2 separate regions of the Homo sapiens genome follow, and region 2 is linked to region 1. Evidence: chromatin loops called from intact Hi-C (ENCODE). Cell type or tissue: endothelial cell of umbilical vein. All regions are shown on one strand. Links, peaks and the distances in the headings refer to the core of each region. The heading gives the core; the rest is flanking DNA.

Evidence for each region. Peaks named below come from ENCODE experiments on the same cell type or tissue, not always from the same donor. Only the 100,000 strongest peaks of a DNase experiment are listed, where the experiment ranks them.
Region 2: a loop joins it to region 1, with 6 times the contacts of the local background. A loop is called at or near these places in 6 of 110 quality-filtered maps.

Annotation. Positions count from the first base shown.
Region 1 is chr11:124,642,199-124,647,582 of GRCh38, reverse strand. It overlaps SIAE (sialic acid acetylesterase), which reads left to right. Exons shown (of 10, transcript NM_170601.5): 7 at 85-218. Among named protein-coding and RNA genes, the nearest start is that of TBRG1, 22 kb to the right of the region's middle. In endothelial cell of umbilical vein, for the core only: a CTCF peak has its summit at 3,050 (motif pointing left); DNase peaks (open chromatin) are centred at 2,492, 3,032 and 3,762; H3K27ac peaks cover 1,285 bases.
Region 2 is chr11:124,791,531-124,796,914 of GRCh38, reverse strand. All of the region lies in intron 1 of MSANTD2 (Myb/SANT DNA binding domain containing 2), which reads left to right. Among named protein-coding and RNA genes, the nearest start is that of MSANTD2, 6.2 kb to the left of the region's middle. RefSeq lists an enhancer at 3,144-3,645. In endothelial cell of umbilical vein, for the core only: a CTCF peak has its summit at 3,036 (motif pointing right); a DNase peak (open chromatin) is centred at 3,064.

The DNA of each region.
Region 1 (5,384 bases), core at 151-5,150:
GGGCATGGATGGAGGGAGGAGAGTAATGTGTGGTCATTTTTGCAGTCTACTCCAAACTCCCTTTACAATTTGGACTGTTTTTAGGGGAGTCCAATATAAATTATAACACGGATCTGTACAATTGCACATTCCCTGCACTCATCGAAGACTGGCGTGAAACCTTCCACCGTGGTTCCCAGGGGCAGACGGAGCGTTTCTTCCCATTTGGACTTGTCCAGGTACGATGTGGGTAAAGGCTTCTCTGTTCATGTCAACACCTGTTCCTGTGTTGAGAGGAAGAGGTTTATGGGCATTGGTGTGGGGATGTGCTATTTGGATCTCTTTCCTGGATTTCATCTTCCTTTTTTGTCCTCATAATGTGCTGGTCAAGAACTGAATGTAAGGCTTACTTCATCTCAGTTCACTGATAGGACAATTAAATCTTCAAAAAAAGTTGATAAGTAACTAATATTTCTTATTTAAAAAGCATTACAGTTTCATTGAGGAAATATTAAAAAGATAAGCAAAAAAGAAGCTAAAAAAGTTGATAATTTTCCAATCCAAAAATAAGCAGCTGTCTTCTGCTCATTTATTTTTGAAATAGATCTGTACTATATCTTGCATTTTTCTCTAAAAGTAATATTTCAATTAGAGATAAGTAGTAAACGATTTTTCATGTCAATAAATATTAATCTTCAATGCAGTTTGTAATGATTGTAGAGCCTGAAATATGGTTACATTGTAGTTTATTTAACTAGCTGTCTATAGATTGGGCATTTCGGTTGTTTTAAACGTTTTGCTTTAATAAGCTTTGGCATGTTTATTTTCCTTGTTGCTAAATCACTGCATATATGCTTGATTATTTCCCTAAGGTAAATTCCCAGAAATGAAATTTCTGGTTCAAAAGGTACACCTTTGTAAGGCTTTGAACATGTCCCCAGATTTCTCTGAAGAAATTCATGAATTTGTATAAATTTATGCTCTTAACAACTGTCTGTGAGAATGTCCATTTCCCCACCCCCTCCCCAACTTGGTGTTATCCCTTCCACTCCCTGGAATCCACCGTGCTCTCTCACTCCCTGGCCATTGCACTTGCTCCTTGCCTTCCATACTTTCCTAGTTAACTTTAATCATCCTTTAGGTCCCAGACAGCCTACATATTAGTTAGGAAGCCTTCTGTGACTATCCAGATTAGTTAGATGCCCCCTTTCTCTCTACTTCCCCTTTTTATTTGCATGAGGTTGCCTACATGACTACATTTTCCTGGGTCACACTTAACATCCCTAGTACGTATGTAGTTGATTGGCACTCGTTAAATAGTGGCTTAACATGTGAATGAAAAAAGATAGCAAGAGAAACCATACATTTAATTAGAGATAACTAGTCAGAAAGATTCTGCTTTCAGCCTTGCATAAAAAGAATAAACATATTTGACCAAGTTCATAATTGCCTAGCCTCCACATGTTCATATGAACTACACTTTTTAGCACGGTGGTAGTGCTGGTTTTTCTAGAACATAAGAAATCAAACAAGTAAGGTGATATAAAAACAATGCCCATCTTAAAACATGACAACAGAGTAGGCTTTCCTGTGTAAATGGGACATCCATGGTCCCAGACACCACCTCCGCACGCCCCACAGATGACTTCTCACCATCCTCCCCACTCCCCTACCTTGTCCTTTTCACTGTACCTTCTTTTGAATATTTGTATAGACCTTCTCACTTAAAATGCCTTTATGATTATTTTCTTTCTTCTTTCCTGCATTTGTTCTGACTTTGAAATAAGATTATTCTGCTCATTATTTTCAAAGTAGCAGCTCCTGTCACCAGTTCTGCATCCCTGTTGGTGGAAACTACACTTGGGCTTTGGAAGTACTTTTTTCTCCCTTGGCCTGTGCACATGGTGATTTGAGTATGACTTTAGCCAACTCAAACCAAAAGTATGTGTTGAATGCTTATTATATGCTGTGAATCTTGTGAGGTGCTAGAAATATAGCAATCAGGCCGGGCTTGGTGGCTCACGCTTGTAATCCCAGCACTCTGGGAGGCCGAGGTGGGCGGATCACCTGAGGTCGGGAGTTCGAGACCAGCCTGACCAACATGGAGAAGCCCCGTCTCTACTAAAAATACAAAATTAGTCGGGTGTGGTGGCGCATCCCTGTAATCCCAGCTACTCTGGAGGCTGAGGCAGGAGAATCGCTTGAACCCAGGAGGCGTAGATTGTGGTGAGCATTGCACTCAGCCTGGGCAATAAGAGCGAAACTCCGTCTCAAAAAAAAAAAAGAAATATAGCAATCAGAAAGACCTGATTCTTGTACTTATGCCTTACAGTTTAGTGAAAGTCCCTTAACCTCCAGGTTTTAACTTTATTATCACCAACAAAAACATGCTGGTTACTAGTGGAAGTCTGGAAATATAAACATATCCCTTCAAAGGGAAATACCCAGCATGACAGCGTCATGGTTCAGACTGAGTCTGAGCTAGACTAAGTGCATTCAGATGCTAGCTGTGACACCTCCTGAGCCACGTGATTTCGAACACGATACTGAACTCTTTGTTATTTTAAATATTGAATGAGTTCATCCATGGAAAGCCGGGAACATACCAGATAATGTTAGTGTTGAATATTGTTGATGAGAGAAATCAGAAGATCTGGAGGGACAGTTGGTCTGTAAGGAAAGAGGAACTGGCTTCATAGAAGTGCTAAGTTTGAAATGATGGTTGCAGTGACTAGAGTACAGCTAGAGATGGAGGATGTGAGTTCCACGGAGAGACCAGGGCTGGACACGTGTATCCCAGACTTATTAGCAGAAAGGCCACCTGGAGCCTGAGAGCGAAACAGCAAGAGGCTAGGGGCTGGAGTCCCAAGGAGTGTGGTTTTTAAATAGGGATTTGGAGGAACAGTTGAACAGACCACAAACTGCAGCATGTTATTTGTGAGCGTGGCCAGCTTTATATTCTTTGGCTGGTCCACGCCTTTATTAGCCGCAGTATTTCTACCAGCCACTGTGGGAGACGGATTAGCGCCCCACTGTATCTCAGATTAGGAAAACAGGAATTTCATGTGGGTGTGGAGTACGCCGGTGCCCCCATGTGGCGAGTATATAATAGTGCAGTCAATGAAAAAGTGAATTGCTGCAAGAATTCTCAGCAAACTGCCATTTTGAGAAAATTCCCTTGACTTGAGGGACTGTTATTAGCATTGCTCCCTGTTGAGCTTCAGGCTAGTTTTTTTTTTTTTTTTTTTTTCTCACCACAGACTCTTTCCTGTGGCGTTGTTACTGTGATCTTCATTATGACCCTGGCTGGTGCACATGGTTCCACTTTGTCTTCTGGGTGTGGAAGAAGTAGGGTGACTTAATAGATTTTTTATTCCCATTTTCTAGTCTTCATGAGATTCTACTGTGAGGCTTCAGTGGCACCTTCTATCATTTCCTATGTTAAAGCTGATTTGCCTAAGATAATTTTAATAAGAGAATTGTAAATGGCCTATTGGTTCCATATCATATCCAAGGCTCCTTTCTGTTATTATTGCAACCTCTCCGTGTACTCCTGATGATTTTCTCATCTTTCTGGAGCAACTCAGAGAGCAGAAAATATCCTCGATTCAAAGTTGCATTTGGCCACATTCATAGGGATGATGTCAGGTATTTTCTGGGCTGTGAGTAATAAGGCTGGGTGGAACAGTCTGTGTAAAATGCAGTCCTCTGATGGGGTCAGACATTTTGAAATGGAGTCAAAAAAAAATGTTGTTGCTGGCCCAGACTGCTTCCCAGTTTGTGGTTTGACTTACAGTTAGATCATGGTTTGTAAAAGAGAGATAATAGGTTGATGCCTCTCATTGGCTGGAACTGGAGCTAAGAATAAGATGCTATCTAAATCAAAGGACAGGGTGATGTAAACATCAGAAAAAGAAGGAAGAAATAGCTGGACTGCCTGTGTCATAGTAATAGTAAAGATTTTTTTCTCTGGGAGCCTGTGTGTTTTGCAGGAGTAGGAGTGTATCAACTTTCCGTTTAGATGAAAACAAATCCTGTTAACTCACTCTGCATTCAGAATCTGACCACTTCTCACTACCTTTACTCCTCCTGCGCTAGTCTAAGCCACCATCATCTCTCCCTTGTATTATTGCCTCCTAACTGGTCTTCTTCCTGCTTTTACCTTTTTTTCTCCTCCTGTAGGATATTCTCAATATATCAAAGTGACTCTTTGAAGTGTAAGTCGGGTCGGAAGGCTCCAGTGGGTCCCCGTGTGCTGAGGTCAGCAAGGCCATACATGATGTGCCCCCTGCCCACATTACCCGCCGACCTCACCTTCTAATTCTCTCTGCCTTGCATATGCCACTCCAGCCACACTGGCTGCCTTACTTTTCTTTAAGCACGCTAGGCATACTCCCGTCCTGGGGCCTGCCATTTTCTTTTCCATTCTTCATGGAAAGTTCTTTTCCTGCTGTTTTAGTTTTCTATTGCTGAGTAAGAAATGACTGCATATTTAGCAGCTTAAAACAATACAACACACATTTATTATCTCAGTTTCTATGGGTGAGAAGTCTGGGCGTGCATGGCTTAGCTGGATCTTCTGCTGAGGGTGGAAGTGAAGGTGTCAGACAGAGCTGGAGTCTCATCTGAGGCTTGGAGTTCTCCTCCAAGTTCATGTGGTTGTCGGCAGAATTCACCTCCTTGAAGCTGTAGAACTCATGGCAGCTTACTTCTTGAAGGCCAGCAGGGGAGGGGGCCTGGCTTCTAGACCCTCTTTGAAAGGACTCACCTGATTAGGTCAGGCTCACCATGATACTCTCCCTTTTGATCAATGTGAAGTCAGCTGACTGGGGACGTTACTTGTAACATCTGCAAAATCCCTTCACTTTTGCCATATACAACATAATCACAGGAGTGATATCCCATTACCTTTGCCATAGCCTATTGGTTAGAATCAAATTACGAGTTCCCCCTACCACAAAGAGGAGAGTATTGTATAAGGATGCGGCTCCCTGTGGGTCATCCGCCTAACATACCCAGATATCCTCATAGCTTCTTTGCGCATCTCCTTCTAGTCTTCATTCAACTCTGACACTCTCTCCTCCTTCCCTATTATATTTTTCTCCAGTGCACTTGTCACTTTCTCATAGGATATGTAGTTTACAGATCTATCTTGTTATTCATTCTCTCTTTCCACTAGGGTATAAGAATGGGAAGGGATTCTTGTGTTTTGTTCACTGCTCTATCTCCTAGGCCAGTATTAGTGCATGACACAGAGTAGGTGCTCAGTAAATATTTGTTAAAAGCATGAATAAATACATGAGCTGACTGATAATACATGAGCTGTGGATCCTTCACAGGCTCTTTCTGGAACAATATTATTCCCCAAATATTCTGGTGCTACTTGGATGCCTGAGATGCCACAC
Region 2 (5,384 bases), core at 319-5,318, 150 kb before region 1:
ACCTCTGAAAAGAAGTCATTAGATCCCAGTTTCAGAAATGCAGATTTAAAACAAGTAGTTCAAAAATCTCTTTCACTTTGTGTTGATGAGAACTACAAAAAGAAACTTAGTAATACTTTTTGCTTTAGATTTTACAAAATAGAAGCAAAGTAGTAAGATGTGGAAAAGGAAAAGGAGGAACTTCTTACGCAGACTAAAGTACATGTGAACTCAATGTCAGAGGCTCACAGAGAAGGAATATGTGTGAGTCAATTACATTTCTGGGCTAATATATTTGAAATTCCTGTCAAAAATTCAATTATGAGCCGGGTACAGTAGCGCTTCCCTGTTGTCCCAGCTACTTTAGAGGGTGAGGTGGGAGGATCGCTTGAGCTCATGAATTTGAGGCTGCAGTGTGCCATGATCATAGCACCTGTAAATAGCCACTGTACTCCAGCTTGGGCAACATAGTGAGACCTGGTCTCTTAAAAAAAAAGAATTCAACTATGAAAACCCAGTAAATAATTTCTTCTAACTTTAAAAGGAAGAGCTATATAGCAACTTTAATTTTTCCATGCAAACCTTCCTTTAGTCAGATAATTTCTGATTAGCAGCCTTCCTCACATTGTATAAAGGATCAGAAAGCTGAGCCTTATTGCACCCTTTTCTGACCACCTTCCTGAATCACCTTAAAGCATGTCACTTACCTTCTTTGGACTGTGCCTTGGTCCTCTTATCTATACAGTAAAAATACTAAAATTATAAGTATTGAAATTGAATTAATAATTTAACTCTTGGATTTTGAGACTAACATCCTACTTTTTAATACTGTCTAAATGAACATGTTTCTAAGCACACAAGATTTTAATTTACAGTCAGATATGAAAATTTGTTTATTGCTGCAAAGTTTGATTTTGATGTCTGTCATCTTATTGGTATTTGTTCTGTCGTTTGGGTAAAACGGATGTGTTTGACACTGCCTTACTACATAGATTGTTTATCTTGAAGTTTTGTTGCATTTTTGTTTGTTTGCCAGAAGAAAATTTGTCTACTAACAATTCCAGCCCAATTTTGGAGTCAGATACACAAATCTAGGTAGTTTTTTATCTAGTGATTGCATGATTTTTCTCTTTTACTGTAGGCCTTTTCATATCTCCAGTCACCAAATACTTAAGTGCTTACTATGTGGAGGGCTGTCTGCTAGGTGTTAGGATGAATAAAAGAACTGTAGTTTTAAAAATAAAAATAAAAATAAAAGTATAATATACACTCCTGTAGTCCAAGAGCATAAAATCCAATTGAAGCTTGTGTACATACATCAATGAGTTAAAAAGCTGGTCAAGACAACACAAGGGATGGAATGCAAGGCGGTACTTGATTTAGTGTTATTTGCCTAAAGCAGACTATAAGTGTGATGACTTCAAAGGAGTGACCAGTCTCATCGCTGGCCATACTGTAGTAGTTGAAAGACCTATCTAGACTTGGAATTCATGAAAGCATTCACTCTGAGCCAGATGCTGCATTCACACTTCAGTCAGTTAATCTGATGCACTGCAAAACTCATTCTCAAGTCCCATATTTTTGGGTGTTCTCCAAAAATTTGCCTCTTGAGAGTTGGCTTTATGTCTTTGAAACAGATGTGTACTTCTAGCTGTGCCTCAAGATGAAATGCAAGGTGATTGAATGTGACCTAAAAGACTTGCCTTTTCTGAATCAGTGCTGGTCGCTCATCAGACAAATTTAAAAATGGTAAAAGAGGCCGGGCATGGTGGTTCATGCCTGTAATCGCAATACTTTGGGAGGCTGAGGCGGGCATATCACGTGAGCTCAGGAGTTGGAGACCAGCGTGGACAACGTGGTGACACCTGTCTCTACCAAAAATACAAAAAATTAGCCGGGCGTGGTGGCACACACTTGTAGTTACAGCTCCTCAGGAGGCTGAAGCGGGAGGATCGCTTGAGGTTGGGAGGTGGAGTTTGCAGTGAGCTGAGATTGAGCCACTGAACTTCAGCTTGGGTGACAGAGTGAGACCCTGTCTCAAAATAAATAAATAATAAATAAAAGATAAAAGAGTCTTCTGCCCAGAGAACAAAATGATTAATTTTCTGGGGACATTGCTTAGATTTATTCATCAGTAATTGTCATCATCTTTGGAACAAATTTTGTACTCTAACAGGAAAATCACCATATAGTATATTTGGTCTTTCATTTTAGCTCTGAAGCCTTGCAATTATTTATAAGAACCAACAGGGCAAAGATAACTAACTTGGAGCAAAAAGCTCTCATTGTCCCTGATAAGCATTTTAATAGACTCTGCCCATCTCTGAGGACTTCTCTTTGGCGTTTGCAGACAAGACATTTCTTCTATCTTCTCATTGAAAGATTTCTAAGAAATATGATAAGCTACTCAAATAGGTTTAGATTTATTTCCTGTTATTTTTTATATATTTAGTCTCTGTTGTTACCATCCCAATGTTACCTGAAATCTTGTGCCTTCCAGTTTGCTTATCTGCTTATGAATTTGACAGATGCTTGATGTGTATCCTCTAAGAATAGACCATCTTTGACTACCAATCATACACTTATATTTAAGATTTCAGTTTTAGAAGGAAAGGAGCTAAGAAGCACATGTTAAAACTGAATGAGTAGAATTCTGGGTTTATTTTCTGGCATTTTGGAAATACAGTGAAGGGTGGAGTTAAATATTCTGGTTACTTCATTAAGAGGACATGTTAAAGGAAAAAATAATTTAGAAAGCATGTAGTACAAATAGTACTGTTCCATAAAATTTTGTGATGATGGAAATATTCTCTATCTACCTCAGTTCAGTATGATAGCCACTGGTCACATGTGTCTGTTCAGCCCTTAAAATGTGTGGCATTGTGCCTGAGAAACAGAAATTTTAAATTATATTTAATTAATTCAGTTTTAAGTTATAAATAGGCATATGTGAGTAGTGGCTACCATATTGAACAGTTTCAGGTAAAAAGTTGTTATTCACAGTATTAAATTCATCTTTGTAAAAGGATTCTCCTGGCCACACACTCAAACCTCTAGGGGGAGCTCAAAGTTCCTTCTTGACCTTTCTGTCACTTTACCCCTGTGTAGGAGGAATCTTGATAAAAGTAAAAAAAAAAAATGGCCTGCCATTCCAGGAGGTGGTGCCAGGAATAAAAGTCTTATAACTTCAACTCACTGGGGCAAACAGTGCATATTCTAGGTTCCCTAGGACAGCCCTGTCCAATAGAATTTATTGTGATGATGGAAGTGTTCTGAATTTGCACTGTCCAGTACGGCATTACTAGCCACAGGTGGCTCTTGAGGACCTGAAATGTGGCTAGCGTGACTGCAAAATTGAATTTTTAATTTTATCTAATTTACATTTAAATAGTCACCTGTGGCTAGTGACTGTTTTGTTGGCCAGAACAGCTTTTGAATAATGGGTGTTCAGACTTTTTGCTTGTGTACTCCCAAAAGGCTTTGAAACCCATGTATCCTCTGGAAGATTTTTAAGCTGACATTAAAATTTTTCATGATGTGTTTGGAAATTTATACGAGGTTAGCAGGACATAGAAAATGTTAAGTCTGGTATGAGATGAATATGATGAGAGTTGGCGATAAAATGTACTGAATAACAAACTGAATCTGAAAAATACACATTAAATCATTATTTGTGAGTTTTATCAACTGTCTCTTGAAATTTTTGCTGTTTAGGAAATATTCAAGTTACATTTAAAAGAAACAGTATCACTGGCCTATATTGTTTTTGTTATTCTAAATTCAGGGGCCAGGATTGATAACTTAAACAATATAAATAAGAGGGGGAATGACAGGAATCCCTAAGGTTTCAAGTTGCCTCCATCAATTATTAAAGGAGACTACCCCAGTTAAAGACTGCTGCTTTAGAACTCAGTATCTTTTTGATATCTTTCTTGGCTGATGTAGTGGTGCTGGGCTCCTGAATTCCCTTGCCATTAGAAAGCCAGAGGGAAACAGGGAAAGGTTACAGGGGAAAAGTGTGGAGCTTAACTTTTGGCTAAAGTTCAGGTATCTGGAGGGGGGGAGGGGATTTAGATATTTTGCTCATTCCCTGTCATCAGATTCAACTGACAGATTCATCACAAGATTTCTTTAAATGCTAAGGTCTGAAATAAGGTCTTTATTTTTTTCATTATTCATCAACAGATAGTGCCTACTGCAGTAGGTCTGAGAGTTACGGTAGTATACCATCACCTTCAAGATGTCCATCTTGTAATAAAGGAGTCAGATTACTAAGGAACCAATTACAATATTGTGAACAAGGTCTTGTGTGTCATGTTAATGTTATGCTTATGGTGCTACAGGAGCACACACATCCTAGGCTTTCAAAAGGTGGATCCTGAAGGGTGAAGGTGGACTCAAAGGTAGATGAATAGTTAGTGTAAAAGCTCAGAGGCAGCATAACCTAGAATAGTGCCAACTGCAAATATAATGAGATATACTTACCAAAGAATGCAAAACTGGAAGCATCCAAACAGTGTTCAGCTGTTTAAAAAGTCATGCTTTTTAATTGAAGAATAATTTGCCAGTAGTGCATGGCATGTGGTGAAAGAGTGATGTGGGAGCCGTAAATGATGCCTTAGTGGTGTCATAATCACGTAGAATGGTGGAGCCAGTAGTTTTGGGATGACATTATAGTGAACATACCAATTCCAGGTCATTTATATGTTGTGATGAGTAACAACTTTTTTATGGTGTTGAATTGCAGTTGCGCAAATATCCATTACATATCTCATTTCTTAATTTGTATACTGGAAAGTAAAACCAAAACAGTGCATCTTTTTTTGACCACAACTCACAGGAAGAAGAAATATATTTTACCCTGGGACCTAGTAGTTTCATGACATATATGTATAACTGAAACAGATTTCACAAAACAGTGATTATAGCCAACACATAGTATTTTCTATGTGCCATGCACTATTCTAAGTGCTTTGTAAATATTAACTTAATCCACATAATGACACTATACTGAACTACATGTAATATACTCTGATATGTTCTGTTCTAATTGAAGGCAGACACTCCAGCTGTAGAGCCTCTTTCATAACAGTATACACAGTGAATGCACCTAACACAATACCTGCCCCTGGCGGGGGATCTTTCTCTGCCCCACATCCTCCTCCTCCCCAGTGCTTGTCAGCATTGGCTCCCCTTTTCACCCCAGTCTCTGTGGTACCTCTCATCTTTCCCCTTCCCCAGCCACAGCCTTGCCTGTCTCCAGAAATGCCCTCACCAAATGCTGGTGCAAAGAAAGTCTGGAAGGATGGAAGCTGCCGATCCCACTGATATTGGGCAGCGGGCTTACTCCTCGGAGACTGGCAGCTCAGGGTCACATTGGTGACCCTTCTGTCTGCACCCTTCTG